2 separate regions of the Homo sapiens genome follow, and region 2 is linked to region 1. A link is an interaction called in ENCODE POLR2A ChIA-PET data of the cell type or tissue named here. Cell type or tissue: GM12878. All regions are shown on one strand. Links, peaks and the distances in the headings refer to the core of each region. The heading gives the core; the rest is flanking DNA. Region 1 overlaps LDLRAD3 (low density lipoprotein receptor class A domain containing 3). Region 2 has its middle 17 kb from the start of LDLRAD3.

Region 1 (5,372 bases), core at 302-5,301:
TTTGATTGCTACTGTGTGCCAGGCATTATGCCCAGGAGACAAAGGCACGTACCAAATTTTGTTAAATCTTAAAATGCCATCTATTGTAAGAGCTATCATTATTTTATGTTTTGCTGAGAAAGAAACAATACTGACCATTAAATTATGGCACAGTGTTGTTTTTAAGATGCATTCCAGGCCAGGCACGGTGGCTCACTCCTGTAATCCCAGCACTTTGGGAGGCCGAGGTGGGCAGATCACGAGGTCAGGAGATCAAGATCGAGACCATCCCGGCTAACACAGTGAAACCCCGTCTCTACTAAAAATACAAAAACAAAATTAGCTGGGCGTGGTGGTGGGTGCCTGTAGTCCCAGCTACTCTGGAGGCTGAGGCAGGAGAATGGTGTGAACCCAGGAGGCAGAGCTTCCAGTGAGCCGAGATCGCGCCATTGCACTCCAGCCTGGGTGACAGAGCGAGACTCCATCTCAAAAAAAAAAAAAAAAAAAAAAAAAAAAAGATGCATTCCAGTTTCAGAATGTTAAAATGTAAAATAAAAATTGTATCTTAGAATTGAAGAACGGTAATAGGGAACCAGACAAATGTGGTCTCTGCTCTAATAGAGCTCATATTCTATAGGAAGAGCAGGTGTTCGGTTGGTCAGTAGCGTGAGGAATGTGTTGCAAGGACAGGCGCAGGACACTCTGGAAGTGAATGGCAGGGCAGTCAGTGGGGTGCTAAGTCTTTCTCAAGACAAGATGCTGAAGTTGAAACCAGAAGGATGGGGAAGAGTTACTGGACAAGAGAGAGGAGGGTCAGCGGAGAAGGATCCTTCCAGGCAGAGAGAATGGCAGGTAAGCAGATCCCAAGGTGAGAAACAGCGTGATGCATTTGAGGAACTGGCAGATCCACGTGGCTGCCCTGGGGTGGATGTCAAAGAAAAGCCAGAGCTAGATGGTAAAGCACTAAAAACAAACTTTATCTAGAAAAATGGTTGCCATCAGGGAAAAGAGACCTCAGTATAGAACTGGGTTCAATTCCAAATATAATAGGAAAAGTGGGAATTTTTAGCCAAGCAGTAGGGTGGGGTTAGTGGGTGGAAAATTACTAAGAGGAAACATCAGGGTAAGGGGGGATTCTGACTCAATGGACCTAACAGGATTCTCACTGAAGGCAGGCCAGGAGGATGGTGGAGGATGGTGGAGGATGAGGAACAGGATCAGATATCAAGGGTGAGCATGTGGCAGATGGAGGATTTTGCTAAACTGACTCATAGGGCTTTTGCTAGAATCAGACAATGCAGAGAGGAACGCAGAAGCCCCAAAGCTAGGGCTTCTTTGAGAAGAGAGCTCAGAAGAACCGGAGTGGAGTTTGGTCAAGGAGAGAATCTTTGTCATGGACGGGGGAAGAACAGCCTGCAGGGAAGCTGGAGTGGTCCGTGGTGGCCTGCGTGGACTGGGGGCCTGGGAAACCATGGGAAGGATGTTGCGCTCTCTCCCATGGGCCGTGGGAAGCCACGGATAAGACACGTGAAGGTGGGGGCAGTGGGAACATATGGGGGATGGCTTCAGGAAGTATTTCAGGCTAGAATCGCCAAGATTTGATGACAAACTGGATGAGAGTAGCAAGCTGCGTTATCACCATGGGGATACTAATTTTGTGGAACTAGAGAATCTGCCGTATTATTTTCTGATTGTGCTTGCTTTCCACTTTGCTGCTCCAGGCCCCCCACTAGTCTGGGTAATTGAGAGTAAAAGAGCTTATACTTTTGGAATAGAGAGATCTTTGCTTTTTTCTGTCACCAAATAGAACCAAGTGACTAAGCAGGCAGAGATAATTTCTACAGAAGTCGTGCAGGGCATGTGATAGGAGAAGTGCTAATTTTAGTTTAGTTTTCCAAATATGGATGGAAAAAGCTTTATATTTAAAAAAAAATAGTCTGCGTTTAGGGGATCCAATCAAAAATGTCACAACCTGGAATTTGAAGGGTGGTCAGTATTTACGCCAAACCTTGTGGCTGCAAGTGATGTCAAGAGCTTCATTAGAGAGTCCGTAGGAAAGAATCATCACCCTTAAGGAATTCCTGTAGATTTTCATAGAATGAAGCTGCTGGAGGTCCATTTAACAGGAAGAATGTGGAAGCCTTTTTTCCACTTTTAATTTAGAGTTTGAAAGCCCAGCTGGGCTGAGAGAGGCAAAAATGCTGACTCCATTCGAAGAAACTGAAGGAGGCTGGGAGAGGTTGATTGCTGCCTTTGTGTACAGGTGGGGTTTTCTTCTTAGTAATAGAGTGTTTGCATGACAAAAGCTTCCTTTTCTTTAACCACAGCAGCAGGAGTTTGAAGATTTCTGAAACGTCTTTCATTTAGAAGCAAGTCAGAATGATTCTGTACTCAAAGACAGTAGTTGCTTCCTGATAACTTTGTTACTGCGGTAATCTTTAGGGCTGTTTCTTTAGTCTCCCCCATTTCTTTCAGGTGCAGGTTTCCCCTCCTTGTCCCTCTCCAGTTGGTCCCTGCCTCTGTCCTAGCTCTCTCTCCCCGGTGAATGGCGGAGTCCATCCTGGACACCTGGCAGAGTGTGATTCCTCCTGAGGTGGAAGGACTGAGTTTCAGAGCAGTCAGGGATCAGGGGTAGGGCTTGCTGTCTCTCTGCAAGTTTGCTCTGCAAGTTTCTGGAGCCCTAAGACTGCTGTGTTGTGCTGCTTGATTGTAGAGGGGACATTTATCCCTCCATGGACTGACTGCTGTGGCTCTCAGCTCCCCAACCCCCAACACCCTTTGACTCTCTTGGGTCTTTCTAACATTCGTTCATGCACACATCATTTGCAGAGTGCCTGCAATTGCCCGGTCTCACCCAGGTACTGGAAGAAATACAAACTATTATAGATCAGCTCAAAGTTGCTCACAGTCCTGCAAGGGAGAAACATAATAGCCTGCAGATAATTACCCTCAAGTGTGATAAATGCTGTAATAGAGGAATGAGCAGCATGCCGTGGGAGCTTGAGGCTGGCAAGGAGTGACAGTTTTTCCTAGGGGGATATGGCAAGGCTTCAGAGAAATGAAATCGCTGCCCAGTCTTTACAAATACATAAAAATGGACCTGAAAACAAACGTGGGGCTGGGCATCTAGCCAGAGAGGGAATAGTATAGCCAAAGACAGAGATTCTGTATGGCTGGAGCAAAGTGTGCATGTGTATGTGTGGGGAGTGGGAGACGTGAAACTGTTAGGGTGCATTGAGGCTGACTGCTGGGGGCCCCCTCCCTGCAGGATCCAATGAGAAGGTGGAGACAGAGGAAGAAACCCAGGAGAAATGAGATGTTCAACCCTGGAAAAGAAATTCATAGGAGCAGCTCGTTATCACTGCATGCCGTGAGAATTCTGCTTATCCTTGTGTCTTACTGAGCCCTGCTAGCCTACAGGCAGGATGAGCCTGGGGAATCGGGGAATCGTAGACCTGTGAATTTCTAGGGGTGAGAAGAGTTTGGGAAGCTCAGTGACCATAGAAGGGATATCCTCCCCCTCCTGCTTCCAACAAGTGGCTTGAAAAACTTACCTGGGTTATTCAATCAGGTCAGTTATGTCTTTTTTTTTGGCCCCAGTTTGACTTCCTGATAGCTTTGTGGCCAGTGAAAGGTGGAAATGTGCTCTGTGTTGCAAATATGTCAGTTCTTGTCACATCCCCCAAGTACTCCAAGCAGCTCTTTCTTGTTTCCACCTTGTTTTCCTCTCTGGAAACCCACCATGTTATCAGTCTGTTTCATCTTTTTTTTTTTTTTTTCTTTCTCTGAGATGGAGTCTCACTCTGTTGCCCAGGCTGGAGTGCAGTAGAGCGATCTCAGCTCACTGCATCCTCCGCCTCCCGGGTTCAAGCACTTCTCTGCCTCACTCTCCCGAGTAGCGGGGATTACAGGCGCCTGCCACCACACCCGGCTAATTTTTATGTTTTTAGTAGAGATGGGGTTTCGCCATCTTGGCCAGGCTGGCCTGGACTCTTGACCTCGTGATCCACCTGCCTCGGCCTCCCAAAGTGTTGGGGTTACAGGCGTGAGCCACCACGCCCGGCCCAGTCTGGTTCATCTTTAGTTCATTTTGTGGAATGCCTCTAAATGACACTTACCCATCTTCTCCCATTGGTTCTCTTCCTTGAGATTTTGTGCCCTTTATCATGTGTCTGCTGCTCAAATTTGCATCAGTAGGTCAGCTGTTATTGAAACCCTCCTTTTTTTCTTTAAGAAAATTTATTTGTACCTCTACAGCAGAAATAGAGAGAGAATAAGTTTGTGCAAACCACACTTTATGAAATGGATCCTCATAGCACATCCTTTTTAATGCAGGCTTGTTGTTGCAACATTATTCCTGGATTTTCAAAATCCAGCCAACATGGATACCTCTGCTACTCTGAAACCCTCCTTTTTGCAGAGCACATTGCTAGGTGCTGAGAGTCAAGAGAATTCCTATGAGCTGCTTCATTCTAGTAGCTTATTTTTTAATTGAAGAGAAAGACCAGGAATACACAACCATCTCTTTGACCACTACTAACTTGAGAAATGTTGCATAAGGCCTTCTATTTAAAAGTAAACGTGAATTCCCCATATATCCAGAGTGCCAGGGGACTTAATGTATGTTAAATTAGTTGCCCTGTCCTCAGCAACTTCCAGACCGTGCACTCATGACCTTTGGAAGGGGCAGCCCTCTGCTCTCCAAGACACCTCCCTGCCATCTCAGTCATTGTTGACCAAACCTTAAGTGGACAATTGATCCTAGGCTAGTCTGTTTATCAGCTGGCCAGCAGCAAATCAGAATGTCTCTTTCAAAGACACTCAGGGCTGAATCAGCCTTAGGATGCTAAGCAAATCATTCCGTAGGATAGGACACAGTCACATAGAAGCTACAGCTGGGAAAGGCAGAATTCATAGTAGAGAGTGCTGGTCCACCTAGAGGCCAGCCCAAGAGGCCAGAGGTGGCCATCCCCAAAAGAGAGATGGAGAGAGTATTTGCTTTTTTTCCTCAGATGTTTTCCCAAATCCCCAGGAAGCCCAGTATCTCTGCCTTTTCAGTGAAGCCTCTGTCTTCTAGAGTATGCCTTTCCCTTCATTTGAACTGATTTGAGTGGATTGCAAGCTCTTACCAAGAATGGTCAGTGTCAGTCAGTCATACATGGAGTCATGGAAGACCTACATTGCATACCTCTGACAAATAGGAAGGAATGGGAAGACAGGGAAAAGGTTCAGAAAGACAGATATGTGCACATCTTTTGAGGGACTTTTGGGATCTAGTTTCTAGGGTTTCTTCTATGATTCTTTCTCACATTAGGTTCTTAATGTGGAATATTTGAGGTGGCCCAGGGATTCTGTATTAGTTAGAACATAGGGTAAGCTGCCATAACAAAGAG
Region 2 (5,372 bases), core at 160-5,159, 180 kb before region 1:
TGAATAGTCAGTCATAAAATATATTATTGAAATTAATTTCACCCTCTTTCTTTTTCCTTATTTTAATGTGACTACTAGAAAAAACTAAATTATATATGTTGTTCACATTATATTTCCATTGGACAGCACTGGTCTAGCACAAGTCCTAAGTGGGTAGTGTCTAGCGCTTCACTGTGCCATATGGTAGCAACTAGTCTCATGTGATAATTATATTTAAATGCAAATTATTTAAAGATGATACTTCTAAAATTCAGTTCCTCAGTTGTGCTAGTCACATTTCAAGTGCTATTGCTGTATGGCTGGGAGCTACCAGACTGGACAACACAGATAGAGAAGCCTCATAGCATCCCAGAAAGTTGCATTGAAATGTGCTGATCAAGGGCAGGAGTTCAAGACCAGCCTGGTCAACATGGTGAAAACCTGTCTCTACTAAAAATACAAACATGAGCTGGGTGTGGTGGTGTGCACCTGTAATCATAGCTACTTGGGAGGCTGAGGCAGGAGAATCGCTTGAACCCAGGAGGTGGAGATTGCAGTGAGCCGAGATTGCGCCACTGCTCTCCAGCCTGGAGACAGAGTGAGACTCCATCTCAACAAATAAAAACAAAAAAGGAAAAGTGCTGGTCCAGCACATCACTAAGCAAGCATTAAAATTGAGAATGCCTAGTCTGGGCGCAGTGGCTCATGCCTTTAATCCCAGCACTTTGGGATGCCGAGGCGGGTGGATCACGAGGTCAGGAGTTCGAGACCAGCCTGGCCAATATGGTGAAACTCCGTCTCTACTAAAAATACAAACAATTAGCCGCGCGTGGTGGTAGGTGCCTGTAATCCCAGGTATTCAGGAGGCTGAGGCAGGGGAATCGCTTGAACCCGGGAAGTGGAGGTTGCAGTGAGCCAAGATCTTGCCATTGTACTCCAGCCAGGGTGACAGTGTGAGACTACATCTCAAAAAAAAAAAAAAAAAAAAATCCCTGAGAATTCCTCAATTCCTCTCTGCTAAGCCATTGTCCATGGAGACTGTAATGAAATGCCATGAAAATAAAAGTGTCATATTAAAGGTAAAACTGTGCAAATAGTGATAACGCATAGTTGGCAATGATAGTTATTAAACCAGGTGTTCGTCCTTGGAAAGTCTAATCTCTAAGCACTGCTCAGAATATAGCTTCAGAGATGGTATTTATCCATTGGGGTGACCACTTAATTTTGAGGGACAGAAAAGATGCAAATTAGGCAGATAAAACTGGAAACACATATAGCATTTTAATAAGTTGTAGTGAACAAGAGCTTCCATTTTGGCTCTAATCTCTTTGAAGGGGCTTGGAAGTTAGACGACAAAGCAAGGCCTGTGGTCCCCCAGCCAGACAATGCCAGTGTTCCTTCCTCTGTGCCCTGCTGCCTGGAGGTTAAGAGAGTAGTGACAACGGTATGTTTGTTTAGAGGATTGGGGGCTGCACGGTGGGGAAGTCACAGATTTTAAAGTAAGCACTTAAGGGGAAATTTCTATAAAGCCAAGTGTCAAAATTATTCCTAAACCTAAACCCTCAGAATCAGAAACCAAAATTAACGTCATCAGCTTCTCTTTGCTTTTGGCTGTGACCTTTTTGTACCCCAGCGCCATAGAAGGCCCAGGTGTCATCAGAAGAATAAGAAAAGTAGATAATAGGAGTTAAAAAAAAGAACTGGAGTCTTATTTTCTTTCTTCGGCACACTCTCCTTTTCGTGGTGGGAATGGGGGTGTGTGTCCGAACATGTTTATTTAAATGTACATTTGGGCCAGGCACGGTGGCTCACGCCTGTAATCCCAGCACTTTGGGAGGCCGAGGTGGGTGGATCAGGAGGTCAGGAGATCGAGACCATCCTGGCTAACACAGTGAAACCCCATCTCTACTAAAAATACAAAAAATTAACCAGGTGTGGTGGCAGGTGCCTGTAGACCCAGCTACTCGAGAAGCTGAGGCAGGAGAATCCCTTGAACCCAGGAGGCAGAGGTTGCAGTGAGCAGAGATCGCGCCACTGCACTCCAGCCTGGGCGACGGAGCAAGACTCCAGCCTGACTGACGGAGTGAGACTCCATCTCAAAAAAAAAAAAAAGTACATTTGATGGAACCACTCCGTCGTTTGGTTATGTTTATTGTGTTTGTCTAGAAGTGAAGGTTATCAGGGAAATTATCCCTTCTTGAATGCCTGCATGTTATTATTCTCTCCAGTGTTCAGAGGAGGAAACTGAGTCTTCTAATGATAAAGTTCGTTGTCCAGCGTCACCAGCTGGTTAGTAGCTAAACCAGGATTTAAACCCAGGTTTTCCCTGAAGCCGAGCTCTGTTTTACACCAAAATAGCTCTTCTGGGCACCAAGGCAGGCACAACGGAGTTCCCTGCTGCCAGCATTAATGTGGGTATAAATGAGTTAACACTGAACACTGCTTCTGGGGCATGCGATGTAGCCGATTAGATTCTCCGCGGACTCTGAGTCCAGAGGCTAGGAGTCTTTGTTTTGTCACTGATAAATGATCTGCGGGCTCTTAATCCTGATTCTATATTCCTCATTTGTAAAGCTGTTGGCATATTTGCACTGAGCAGATCGCTCTCTCTGCCAGCTTAGCTTCACGTGGCAATTTGGGATTTTTTTTTTTCTTTAAGATTTTATAACGCCGAGAGTAAAATGGGAATGTTTTCATAAATGCTTAAGCATCTTTAGTGAAGCTAATTTATAGAATTTAAATGTTCCTCTCCGGCAGTTTTAAACTCAAATTTCTCAGCGGTGGTTGGGGGGTTGGGGCCAAGAAACAGGAAACTGCTCTGTTTCACTGTTCATACTCAACAATAAAAAATTAAACGGCCTAAAAAGTGCAAGCTAGAGAGAATTTTTTTCAGACGTACCCTCCTCTGAATTGGAGTGATGGTGATAAAGGCAAAAATGGGATTCTTCTCTTTTCCGGGTCCCCCGGCCCTCCTTGGCAGGGGCCTGGCGGCCACACCTTAAATTTCTGGGGTGACTCAGCCCCTGTGGCACAGTGCTAGGCATGACACCCAGCACCTTACTCAAGTCACCTTTGCCAGCGGCTTGCCTCCCAGCCCCTCCCTTGGGAGCATGCTTTGGCAATGGCGTGACTGGGTGATGAAGAACCTAAACTGGATTGTGCAACCTTGCGAGGTTGTGTAACCACCACGGCTGCACTTATTGCACAGTCGGCTAGAGAGCTTAGCGCACAGCCAGAGTCTGCAGTGAGGTTCCCATGGTAAGATTTTTTTGGGAGCCACTTTCTGCTTCTATTTTACATCCCGTCCTTGTTTTAGCACCTGTTTTTGTTGCCAGAAGATGAGATGGCATGAAGTCTGTCTTCCTCTCTCTTCTTATATGGAACCAGGTGGTGTATACATAAGTAGATATTTAATATATCAAAAGGGGAGGCCTTTCTCCTCACTTCTCGTTTATGGCTTTGGGAGTTCAAAAGCCTCCTTTTTTCTCTCAGCCCTAACCAAACACAAAAGATACTCAATTTTCTCTCTGGATGTGCTGATTCAGCTTTTTTTTTTTTTTTTTTTTTTTAACTGTGCATAGTGGACACCCTCCTAGCCTTCAGCTCAAGAGATTGCGGACTGTATAATAATAGAAGTAATATGGCCGGACTCGGTGGTTCACGCCTGTAATCCCAGCACTTTGGGAGGCCGAGGTGGGCAGATCACGAGGTCAGGAGATTGAGATCATCCTGGCTATCACGGTGAAACCCCGTCTCTACTAAAAAAATACAAAACCATTAGCCGGGCATGGTGGCGGGCGCCTGTAGTCCCAGCTACTCAGGAGGCTGAAGCAGGAGAATCACTCAAACCCAGGAGGCGGAGGTTGCAGTGAGCTTAGATCGTGCCACTGCACTCCAGCCTGGGCGACAGAGTGAGGCTCCACCTCAAAAAATAATAATAATAATAATAGAAGTAATAATGGAAGTAATATAACAGCTAACATTTAATAAGTGCTTATGCTGTGCCCAGTGCCATATAATAGATACCTATCCCTTAATTCTCACAATCCTGAGATAAGTGTTATAATCATCTTCCCATTTTACTGGTGAGAAAACTGAGGCTCAGAAAGATTCTGTAATTTATCCAAGGCCACACTGTTTGTAAGTGGCATGACAAGGCGAGCACCCTGGTCCATGTCATGCGTATCTCACGTGTCTCGCTGAGCAGAAGCTCAGCTTTCCAGATTGCCTATGGTGGAAAGGAAAGACATTCCTTAGGCTAGCCTCTAGGCTAACAAGGTTTATCTCATTACATTAAATAACCGTATACTTGAAAATCATTCTTAGTCCAGGATAAGGTAGGCTACACTGCAGCAATCAACCCAAAGTATTAGTGGCTTAGCATAGCAAAGGTTTATTGCGGACTCTTGCAAAATCTAATGTGAAAGTCCAGGCTGGATGGAAGGGCATGTGTTGATGTTTCAGCTGATGGTCCCAGCTGAGTCCAGCCTCAGAGTTGTCCCGTCCCAGACCCCAGGCATATGAGGGAAGAAGTTTCCAGGCAATTTCTTTTTCTTTATTTTTTTTCTTTTGAGATGGAGTTTCACTCTTGTTGCCCAGGCTGGAGTGCAGTGGTGTGATTTCAGCTCACTGCAACCTCCACCTCCTGGGTTCAAGTGATTCTCCTGCTTCAGTCTCCCGAGTAGCTGGCATTACAGGCGTGCGCCACCATGCCTGGCTAATTTTTTGTATTTTTAGCAGAGACGGGGTTTCATCATGTTGGCCAGGTTGGTCTTGAACTCCTGACCTCAGATAATCCACCTGCTTCGGCCTCCCAGAGTGCTGGGATTACATGCATGAGCCACCGCACCCAGCCTTTCCAGGCTATTTTTGCTTCTAACATTTCAAGTCACCTGCAGCTATTCATGTTGTTATGGGCTGTTTGTGTACCCCCAAAATGCATATGTCAGACCCCTAATCCCCAAAATGATAGTATTTGGAGATGGGACCTTTAAGAGGTGATTAGGGTTAGATAAGGCCATGACGGGGTGTAGGGGAGACCCGGTTTGATAAAATCAGTGTCTTAATGAGAAGAGACAGCAAAGAGCTCCTTCCTCTCTCTCAACTGTATGAGGACAGAGTAAGAAGGGGGCCCCCTGTAAGCCAGAAGGAGAGCCCTCGCCAGAAACCAAATGGGCTGCCACCTTGATCATGAACTTCCCAGGAGCCAGAACAGTAAGAAAATAAATTTCTGTTGTTTAAGCCACCCATTCTATGACAGCCATAGTTAGGGCAGCCAGGCCAGGCCAGGCATGGTGGCTCACACCTGTAATCTCAGCACTTTGGGAGCCTGAGGTGAAAGGATCACATCAACCCAGGATTTCAAGGCAGCCCAGGCAACAGAGTGGGACACC

Evidence for each region. Peaks named below come from ENCODE experiments on the same cell type or tissue, not always from the same donor. Only the 100,000 strongest peaks of a DNase experiment are listed, where the experiment ranks them.
Region 2: POLR2A ChIA-PET joins it to region 1 with 9 read pairs; 2 of 35 experiments call an interaction of 5 or more read pairs at or near these places.

What each region holds. Positions count from the first base shown.
Region 1 is chr11:36,107,853-36,113,224 of GRCh38, forward strand. All of the region lies in intron 4 of LDLRAD3 (low density lipoprotein receptor class A domain containing 3), which reads left to right. Among named protein-coding and RNA genes, the nearest start is that of MIR3973, 100 kb to the left of the region's middle. RefSeq lists enhancers at 293-818, 819-1,342, 1,867-2,390, 2,163-2,342, 3,441-3,964. In GM12878, for the core only: no CTCF peak of the experiment used is centred there; a DNase peak (open chromatin) is centred at 2,327.
Region 2 is chr11:35,924,824-35,930,195 of GRCh38, forward strand. No RefSeq gene overlaps it. Among named protein-coding and RNA genes, the nearest start is that of LDLRAD3, 17 kb to the right of the region's middle. In GM12878, for the core only: no CTCF peak of the experiment used is centred there; no DNase peak of the experiment used is centred there.